Linked DNA regions of Homo sapiens: region 2 is linked to region 1. Evidence: read pairs that join two places in POLR2A ChIA-PET (ENCODE). Cell type or tissue: HCT116. All regions are shown on one strand.

What was found. ChIA-PET counts read pairs that join two places held together with the same protein. Peaks named below come from ENCODE experiments on the same cell type or tissue, not always from the same donor. Only the 100,000 strongest peaks of a DNase experiment are listed, where the experiment ranks them.
Region 2: POLR2A ChIA-PET joins it to region 1 with 5 read pairs; 2 of 35 experiments call an interaction of 5 or more read pairs at or near these places.

Annotation. Positions count from the first base shown.
Region 1 is chr2:149,363,655-149,368,654 of GRCh38, reverse strand. The region is part of intron 1 of LYPD6 (LY6/PLAUR domain containing 6); the gene reads right to left. It also overlaps the pseudogene LOC124906190. Among named protein-coding and RNA genes, the nearest start is that of LYPD6, 36 kb to the right of the region's middle. In HCT116, no CTCF peak of the experiment used is centred here; DNase peaks (open chromatin) are centred at 2,224 and 2,594.
Region 2 is chr2:149,286,400-149,291,399 of GRCh38, reverse strand. It overlaps LOC105373679 (a long non-coding RNA gene), which reads right to left and starts at 3,648. Exons shown (of 3, transcript XR_923461.3): 1 at 3,607-3,648; 2 at 3,239-3,388; 3 at 1,216-1,373. In HCT116, no CTCF peak of the experiment used is centred here; no DNase peak of the experiment used is centred here; H3K27me3 peaks cover 410 bases.

The DNA of each region.
Region 1 (5,000 bases):
TGGATTATCCCTTGATTCCTTTAAGGTAAAGTCCAAAATCCCTGGAACAACATCCAAGAACTCTGATGATCATTTTATTCCTGCCTACCTTGCCAGTCTCATCTTTTTATTTTTTATTTGTAGAGACAGGGTCTCACTCTGTCACCCAGGCTGGAGTGCAGTGGTGCAATCATAGATCACTGAAGCCTCTGACTGCTGGGCTCAAGTGATCCTCATGCCTCAGCCTCCTGAATAGCTGGGATTTCAGGCATCACCACACCCAGCTCCAGCCTCAATTTTTACTACTTTCCAAGAAGTCCCCTAAACTCCATCCATACTGAACAACTTGCAGTTTTGTGAGGTCCCAAATGCTCTCCTGCTTCTAAACCTTTATACCTAATACTCCAATGCCTCCCAGCAAAGCCTGCCTTCATTTCTTCAAAGGTTAAGTCCAACTAATTCAACTCTGTGTCACCTCTTCCAGGAAGCCTTCCTTGAGTGATGTCTAATACTCACCCACCTGCAACTTAGGATTAGGTTTACAGCCTCTGTGCTCACACAGTAGCTTTTGCATAACTTTTTCTCAGGCTTTTTGATGATATTCGGTAATTGTGCACTTCCATCTGTGTCTCTTCCATAAGACTGTAAGTTCCTTAAAGGAAGAGACGGTGTCTTTCTTCTACTTATATTCACGGTACCTGCGATTCAAAAAAGGCTTTTTGGATACCTTGTCCTGGAACACCCAGCCAGGAATTAATGAGATAAAAAGAAAACTGAAAATCTCCAGAACCAGAATATATTCCTTTCCCTCTAACACACCTTTGAAAATGAGAAGGAAAAGATAAGGGTATGTTTTTTCCCATTGTTTTGCTGGAGCTCGGAAGCCTCTTCTTTCTCTTGCTTGAGATTGCTCAAGGAGGTTGTTCTTTATGTGCATTTACAGAGTGGTTGGTCTTTCATGCCCTGCACAGTGCTAGCCCAGGGCTCCACAATCCAGTTCAGCACAAAGCGCTAGCTATGACCTCACAAAGGTTTTGTAAATATTTTAACTACGAAAAAAAGGTCTCTTCCCTCAAAGAATCTAAGATCCTGAAGGCTTGTTGGGATGGAGTCACATATCTCCTTGGCCTAGGATCCTAAGGTGCCCCTCGATCTGGTGTTAATGCGCTTGTGTAATCTCCTGCCCTTTAGTGTCGGCTGTTCTAGTGACTCTCTAACCAACAGAATATAGCAAAGATGGTGGATGTCTTTCCAGCAGACTATCTCTTGCTGGCTTTGAGGAGGCAAGTTCCAATGTTGAGAAGGCCCACATAACCAGGAACTGAAGGTGGCCTCCAAAGCAGTTAGGAACTGAGGCCCTCAGTCCAAAAGCCCTCAACAAACTGGATTATGCGGCAACCATGGGAGCATGGAAGTGGATCTTTCCCGGTTGAGCTTTCAGATGAGATCCCTGTCCTGGCTAACAACCGATTGCAGCCTTGTAATAGACCCTGAAGCACAGGACCCACCTAAGCCATACAAAATTTGAGATAATAAATGTTTGTTGTTTTACTTGTGGCAATTTGTTATGCAACAACAAATAATTCATACAATCTCCTTTATCCTGATTGACAGTCTAGCACCTGTAAAAAAGAAAAAAAAAACTTTTGTTTTTCAGCAGTTACATAGGAAGCCAGCATCATGTAAACGTTTAACTAAAAATGAAATAGCCTCTAAAAACAGGCTTGTAAATCATTTTCGTATTCTAAAAGCTAAGGCTAAAAGAATCACACATGACAGTGTGTAAAATGAAGTGGGGGGGAATGGAAACAAAGTTAAAACTTGTAAAGGGGCCCTGGAGAAAATCTGCAGGCTCCATTGGTTTATTTAACTTTTAAATCTTACTAAATTTGCTAGATGTGTGTTAGCATTCATGGTTCATTTACTTTTATTCTGACTTCTATAAATAGGTACTCTATGAGCCCTGATAAATGATTTAAAATCTTGCTTGACTTCAATAAAAAAATTAGCAAGTTAATCTTAAAAATTCTACACACAGAAATGAATGAAAACCTTCCTCTGGGCCAACCTCCACCCCCTGCAAGTGCACCTCCCCCAGTCCCTGGACTCTTCTTGCCATCCTTGTTCTTTTTCTCTGGCTCTGTGTTTATAATATCTGGCATTCTCCCAAATCACCTAGCTCTGGTTCTCTTGTAAAAACAAACAGAAGCTACCTGGGGCTCTTTATTCTCGCTCATTTACATTCTTTCTCTGCCAAGGGGTCAGGGATGTCAGAGTTGGTGGCAACCAGTCAAGCCCAGCATGGAATGGCCCTTATCTACCAATGCAGTGTTTTCCTGCCTGTGAACACGCCGGCATTTATTTATCTAAAATTGTAAGTAAAAATGTAGGTAACTGCCACAAATCAGAGACTAATGAATCTAAAAGTTCAGCCCAGAGCTATGACAAAAAGTAGACAAAAGCCTTATACAAAGCTCACATTTAATAAAAAAGGCAGGCAGTGGGTGAAAGGTGGAGATATAATCTATATGACCCATAAAATATATGGAAAACAAAAGCAAATGTGAAATTCCATGTGGTTTAATCATACAGAATGCAAGTTTGAATAATTAGCCACCCACACTGAAGCACAGCTTCCTTGTAAGTCATTAGTTGATGTGAGCTGAGAGTAATGTCGGTGTCATGTGTTCCACTAGTTGCACACATACGGTTATAAGATCTATCAGAATGTTCAACAGCTCTCCTCTCTGCCCTGATAGCCAGGGTTAGTCATCTAAATTGGTGTGTCCATTAACAGCATTTTTGAACTCCCAAGATTAAAATTGGTTGTTGAGGAACAAAAACATCAGATATCATAGTTTGTGGTCCTCCAAGGCTCAACCCTACCTGTCAAAATTTTATTCCTTAATATTTAATTTCTCTTCACTTCTCAGCCTTTTGGCTAAGATCAAGTGTAGTAGCTGTTCTTATCAGTTTAATATTTAATTTTTCTCATTAGGAAGAATGTAAATTAAATTAAATTTTTTTCCTAGGGAAGGAGGAGCAATAATAAAAATAAACGTTGAGAAACACAGCTGTAAATATGTAGAATTCTAAATGAGCACACAGAGAAGAAAATAAGCGTAAGAAATGCAGACACTGAAAAAAAAATCCTTAATAACAATCCAATAACCAGATCCATTTGTGCATTAAAAAAGCAGCAGAACTAGCGAAAGCCAAAGACAGGTTCTGACACAACACTGGAAACTCTGAACTTGAAATCAGAAGACCTACATTGATTCAGTTCCTAACATGTGATTATAAGTTGCACAACCTTAGAGAAAAGCTACTTATTTGGGTTCCTTTTCCTTTCTCTGTAAAAATAGAATGGAAATGTCTAATTCCAAGGTCCCTGCAATAGTTAAATGAGATAGTATTCATGAGGTGCTTTGCCAACAAGATGATGTGGTTCAGTTGAAAGGTAACATCATCCAGCAGAATTATCTGAACATTGGAGAGCTTTGCATGGGCAAAAGATTATATTAATAAGCCTAGAAGTGACACTACTGTGAATTAGTGGTTCAAGAGTGTTAGAGTGATGAAGGGGCTGTTCATTAGGAATAGTATGTCCTGTGTAGCAAAACACACCAATGACCTAAAGTGACTGATCTATTTTAAGGGGATAGTGAGAGAGATTCAAACCACTAAGAGATAGTGAGAGAATGCTTTTCTCCTATCAACTAAACCAGTGGTTTCAGCTTCAAATCACCTGGGGTGATTTTGAAAACTTCTGAAAAATGTCTGAACCTAGAAGATTGTGAGTACTCCAGAGATGCTACAGAGTAAGTGAACAATGACAAAGTTGCCGTGAGATATGCATTCTCATACACTACTGGTGGGAGTGTTAATTAGTACAGCCTTTAGGGAATACAATCTATTAATATGTATCTTTTTCTTGTTTGGTTTGATTTTAATGTTTTAAGTTGGTACCCTTCCTGGAGTAATTCTATGTCTAAGAATTCATCCCAGGGAAACAATGAGAGAGGAACAAAAATGTATCCAAAAGGATGCCCCTCAAAGTATCATTTTATGTCTGTATGTTGCACCAATCAGGATAGCTTGACTTTGAACATGCAAAAAAAAAAAAAAAAATTGTACTCTGTAAATCCATGTCATGGGCGGGAATATCTGACAAGTAAACAAAAGAAACAATAAATCAAAACAAGATGCTGTAAAAAGTCAGGTGTCATCTCAGCCAAAACTCATTAATTTTTCAAAAAGTTGAGAATTTGCCAATGAATTCAGGTCTGGTCAGGTCAGGCCTTCCATCATCCTGGTGATTTCAACTAACCTCAAAATCAAACAGCAGACAATTAGCAATTAAAGCATCTTAAAGGAATAAGTAACATTGCAGGCTAAGGCAGGACAGGGAAAAAGAGAATCAAATGTATTTCACTGGCTTTCTTTTTAAATTCCCTATCTTCTTGAGTCAGGACTCCCCAGGATTTGCAACTCAACACTGGCCTAAGATTCTCCACCACAAATGACTTTGCATTCTCAAGAGATTAACTGTTCACTCAAAGCCCTTCTGAAAAGCTGCTGAAATCATTGCAAATCTTCTATAAGTCGTACCTTCCTATGGGCTACAAGATAAAAATACTAGCTAAGGAGTGAGATAAGAAAGGCTCATTTTTTTAAAAGTAGGAAAGAAAATAAAGTTCTATGAAGGAGACTAAATTCTGAGCTTTCAGATTTTTAGTGTCAACAACCCAAAATATAAGAATGAGAACTAGGAGGGCAAAAGAGCATTTTTATCAAATGCATTTACCAAATATTATTAAGCCCCTACTCACCAAATGAATCAGACCAGCCAGGTAATCCTGGTATGAGGAAATCTGCAAAAGATCTACATCAACCAAATATATACTTATAAATAGCATATGTGTAGTGCCTGCTGTTTCTCAAAGCACTTTCCCATGTGATTTATCATTCAGTCTTCATATTAACCCCATAAGGTAAGCAGAAAAGGAATGATTTAACAA
Region 2 (5,000 bases), 77 kb after region 1:
TCTATCCAGAGGATCCATATTTTTAAATATGAATGAGTTCTGAGCTAACAGCGACTACTTTCCCTAAAGCAGAATACCAGAGGATCTACATATGATCAAAGTGACATGAGTGTTTGCGTGTAATATTCAGGGTGGCCAAAGACAGAAAGAAAGTACTGTTGGTGATGATCTTGAGATATCATCTGACTCCAAAAGTTTGTAATCAGGTCCAGCTGATATCTCAGCCAGTTGGTCTCTGGAACAGCAGCCTGACTGTGGAATCCTGTTAAAAATCAATCTTGGAGATCAAGGCAGATTTCATAGGCTATACATGATCTGGTATTAAGCATATAAGTGACTTTGCTTCAGAATCCCTTAAAAACAGGAAAGAACATAAAGATAGGGACAACATACAAACAGAGGGAGAATGAGAAAAGGATTTTAGAATATATTGCACCTGGCACCTTATTTTCACAAACAAAGAAACTTAAGAGAGGAATGTATGGAATTCTGTAAGGCACACAGTAGCCAAGGGCCTCCTTTAGCACATAGTGACCTCATCACAGAGGGGTGATCCCCATGTCTTTAGCCAAAGGACCAGCAGACAGTTGAGCCATCAGCCTGCTGATGAAAGATCCGTCTTATTTTTAGCACTTGTGGTTATCATCTTTCCTCCACAGTGCCCCAGTCCTTTGACCATAGCCATCCTCATAGTGCTGGGAATCTCTTTCAGCAGACAAGACATCTAACGATGTGAAAAGGAACAAAAAGTCCAGAATAGGTGAGAAACACACACAGGGCTATGTAAGTGACGCGGGGAAAAGGTAGAGTGCAGGTGTCTATCTCAGCCAGCCCCTCAAGGAGCTAATCGGTTCCATAGGAAATTGTCAAAACAACTGTTTCACTGAAACTTAAACACCAGCCATCATACCCGTTATATTGTTTTGTAGGCGCCACTCATTTTTCAACTTCAAGAGCTCGGAAACTGTATCACTTAGTTTTGAAAATATACTAATAAATACCATACCTTGCAGATTCATTTTAATCAGCCCTGTCTTGAAATAGCTGTTTACTAATTTTGCATAATATAATTAAATTCCCAAACACTATACTTAAGAACCATTAAAGATATGACTTATCCTGATGAGAGTCGAGAAATTCCAAATTTAGGATGTGTACAATCCCTGCTGTTGTGAAAATAAGATTCTCCACGAGGACAGCAAATTGGAATGAGAATTAAAGACTACAGTTTCCCTTTTATTAAATATTATGATACATGAAGAATACAAAAGGTAGGAGGCTCAGGCAGGCTGAGAATCTGATTCAACATTTTCTCCCCTGGTGAATCCAGTACACAAACACTGATTTTGGCATTAGGTTTCACAAGCTCCCAGCTGGAAAGGTTTACAGCAAAAGGAAGAGAGGTGTGGAGAAGTAAGTTAATAATTTCTTCTACCTTCCAGACTACTGATTCTTTCTCTGTCATTTAATGTCTCTCCCTCCACCCCTCCCTCCACCACCAAGCAGGACATCCTTAATTTCTCCCTCTTCCCTTTGCATATTTTTGACAGTCTCATGTCTGAACATTCTTATCCATCTCACATGGCCTTTGTCCTAGTGAGGCTCTCATCATGTTATAACTTATCTGGTTTATTGCAAAGGTCTCCCAATTAGTTTTCCACTCTCCAATATCTTTTTACTCCAGTCTTTGCTACTCATGCTGTCAAATTAACCTCTAAGAGGTTGTATATTTCACTTCCACTATTCAAATCCCACCAATATTCTTCAAACTCTTGTTGCTGGAATCCAAATTTGCTGGCCATATTTCTAATATATTTTGAAAGCTCCTCTACTCAAAATTGTTCTTCTTTCCCCCTAAAAAAGTAGGTTAATGACCTAGACAGTGCTTGGTACATAGAAGGGAGAATAATAAATATTAGTTTATTCTGCTTGGTATAAAATAAAGCTATTATAGTCCTAGACCTTTGCCTGTATCTTCCCTTTTATCTAATGTACTCCCTTCTCTTAGCTGCCTGTCAAAATCTGGTCTTTTTAAAAAAAGATAAAGTTTCACCTCTTCTGTGAAGCCTTTCCTATCTAGTCATTGTGATTATTCCCATTCTAACCTTCTGTAGCAGTTGCTTTTCCATAGCACCATTTGGTTCCAGTCCAAGGGAGAAGAAGTTGGGGTATTTGCCCACTAACTCCAATCTAGCACAGGTTGAGAGCTGCTTCGGGGAGCATGGGCTCCCTGGCATATTGGCCTGACCCATGCATTGACCAAGAATGATTTCAGCCCCCCACCACCCCACCCCACCCCTGGCAAGAACAAAAAACACTCAGCCAGAAGAAAGTCTTGCAGGTCTTGCAATAGAAAGCTGTGGAAATGTAAGGGCATATTGAGGTCCCAGGAGCATGGGAGGGGCGTCCTTCCATGATGTCTTATTGTAGGGAAGTACTAAGAGTTTCCCCGGGGAACCTCTTATATGTCAGATGGCCTCTTCCCAGCTCCCATGCTGTAGCAGACACCCTAACCCCTCAAAATGTCAGTGTCAGCAAGTGACTTTAAGAACTCCTTTCTCTGCCTGCTAGACCTCTGGCAGGAGGCACCAAAATGCCTAGGAAGCAGTGGATTAGTATGATGTTCTGTGGAATGTCAAGATAACCAAGATCCTTTGGATTATATTCTGTCAAAGAGCAGTAAACATCACCCTGGGGTGAGGCTCTGACTGAGTACGACTGTTCATCCCAGGTGACTGGAAGCTGCTTTTGATCCTAATTCCTGGTGCAACCTGAAGGGTATATATGCCAAATAAATAGTCACATACCAAGTTCCCAAGTGTGAGATGCTATGTAGATATGTTCTAGAACATATCAACACTGATATGACACTGCATTCAGCACAGCTGCTGTGATTGAGGCTACTACTTGATTAAGCTTACAGTGGTCAATCATAATTTGCCATGATCTACCTGGATTTTTTTCAAGGGCTAGGTTGGCACATTAAATGCAGTACCCTGGGTTTATACTCTGAAGCTTGTCTACAGAATCTTTGACATCTTAATGGAGATACTAGGAATGAATAAACACAGCTGCTTTCACCAGGGAAGAGTTGGAGACTTGGATCCACTTAGATGGTTTGATCTGGGGAAACTAAAAGAACCAACCATTGATTTACGTAAATGATAGATACCATTACTAGAAATATAAGGGTTGTGAAATGTTCTGGCTATACATCGTTAAATGGTTCAAAACTTACCTACGTGAGAAGCAGCAAAAACTGGCGAGGTAAGGGGCTGGAACCTCAAAGTATGAAGCAAGAGTGGTGGTGCAAGCCTAGGTCCTAAACTCATTCATGAGAAGTAGCTGTGGTCAGTTCTGGACCAGGCTGGATAAAACTTAACCTTGACTGTATATATTACACATGGTATTTAGACTGAATAACTCAGACTTAGAGAAATACAGTTGTTTTTTTTTTTTTTTTTTTAGACAGGGTCTCACTTTGTCGCCTAGGATGGAGTGCAGTAGCATGATGAGATCAGGGCTCACTGCAGCCTCAACTTCGCCAAGCTCAGGTGATTCTCCCGTTGCCTTAGCAACCCTCCCACCCCCACCCCAACCTCGTACCTGGGACTACAGGTGCAGGCCACCACGCCCAGCTAAGTTTTGTATTTTTTGCAGAGATGGGGTTTCAGCATGTTGTCTGGGCTCGAAGCAATCCACCCGCCTCAGCCTCCCAAAGTGCTGGGATTACAGACATGAGCACCTGGCCACACCTATGTATTCTGATATCATTTTTCAGTGGAGATAAAAAGTCAGGGTTGGGCCTTCCCTGGGGGACTGGTTGTTTCCACTCTCAGTCATCCTGGGAAGAGTCAGCTCCTAGGACAAGACAGAGATTGTAGACAGGTTTTCAAGGACATAATACTTTGAGAAGAAGATAAGCATATGAGCAGTGATTATTAAAACAAATAATTATAAGAAAAAAACAGAACTGAGTTATCATTATTTTCATCAGAAGTTTAGCTGCCTAAGCAGGTTTAGCCTGCAATCCTATGAACCAGTTCCACAGAAGGGAAACACACAACCCTTATCAAAGACCCACACAACTAAAAAGCAACTGTTTCATCCTGCAAAATAATTTCCAAGATGATAGAAACTATGCCAAGAAGAAATGGACTAAGATCAAGGATAGAGGAATGAGCAAAAGAGCTCAGAAAAAAAAGCAGTGGTTATATTGGCTTTACTCCTCTCAAAATGTTTGATGGAAAAGACCAACTCTCCATGGACAGTCAAGTATTTATACTGATGCTGCTGGAGGCTCTTTGAGGTTATAGTAGGTTATTACTGACCAGCTCAGGGAACTAACTTGCAGGGACAGGCCTATGTCTGCATCTTCTCTAGTCATAACCCCCTCCTACTGCTCATAGGATCCATTAGGGGCCTGTGCAAGGCAATGGATTTCTACACTCCCATCATCAGAATGCGGAGTTTTCTCTCCATGCCTCTTAGGGAATTTTGTTTTATGACATCATTTGATTTTCAGTGTCCCATCTCCATTGATTTCCAAGGCAAATAAACCTACTAAAGCTCATTAGAAAACCAACACTTCACGCAGTTACAAAAACCACCCCTATTTATAGGGCATATGCTCTTAGGTATTACTAGGTAATATTAGGTATTATTCTACCACCACTGGATAGATCTTAATTATTGCCAAGTTTACAATAATAAAACGTTAAGTACATTATTTCAGGCTTCTTATCACATAAAAAATGCTAAACATTACACCTGTGAACTGGTCACTTCTTTTCACAAATGTGTTCCTCTTTGCCTTTGTTCACAGTGCTGCCAAATGTTATCCTTTTGTCTGAAGCTAATGGATGTGCCTCCACTTCGTCTACTCTCAGCAGCTGTGACCATCATCTAAATGAATATAAGAATTGAATTAACGTGCAGTGAGTGCCCACAGTGTCCTGAACTATATTAAAAATGATGATTGATGGCTCTGTGGAATAAGT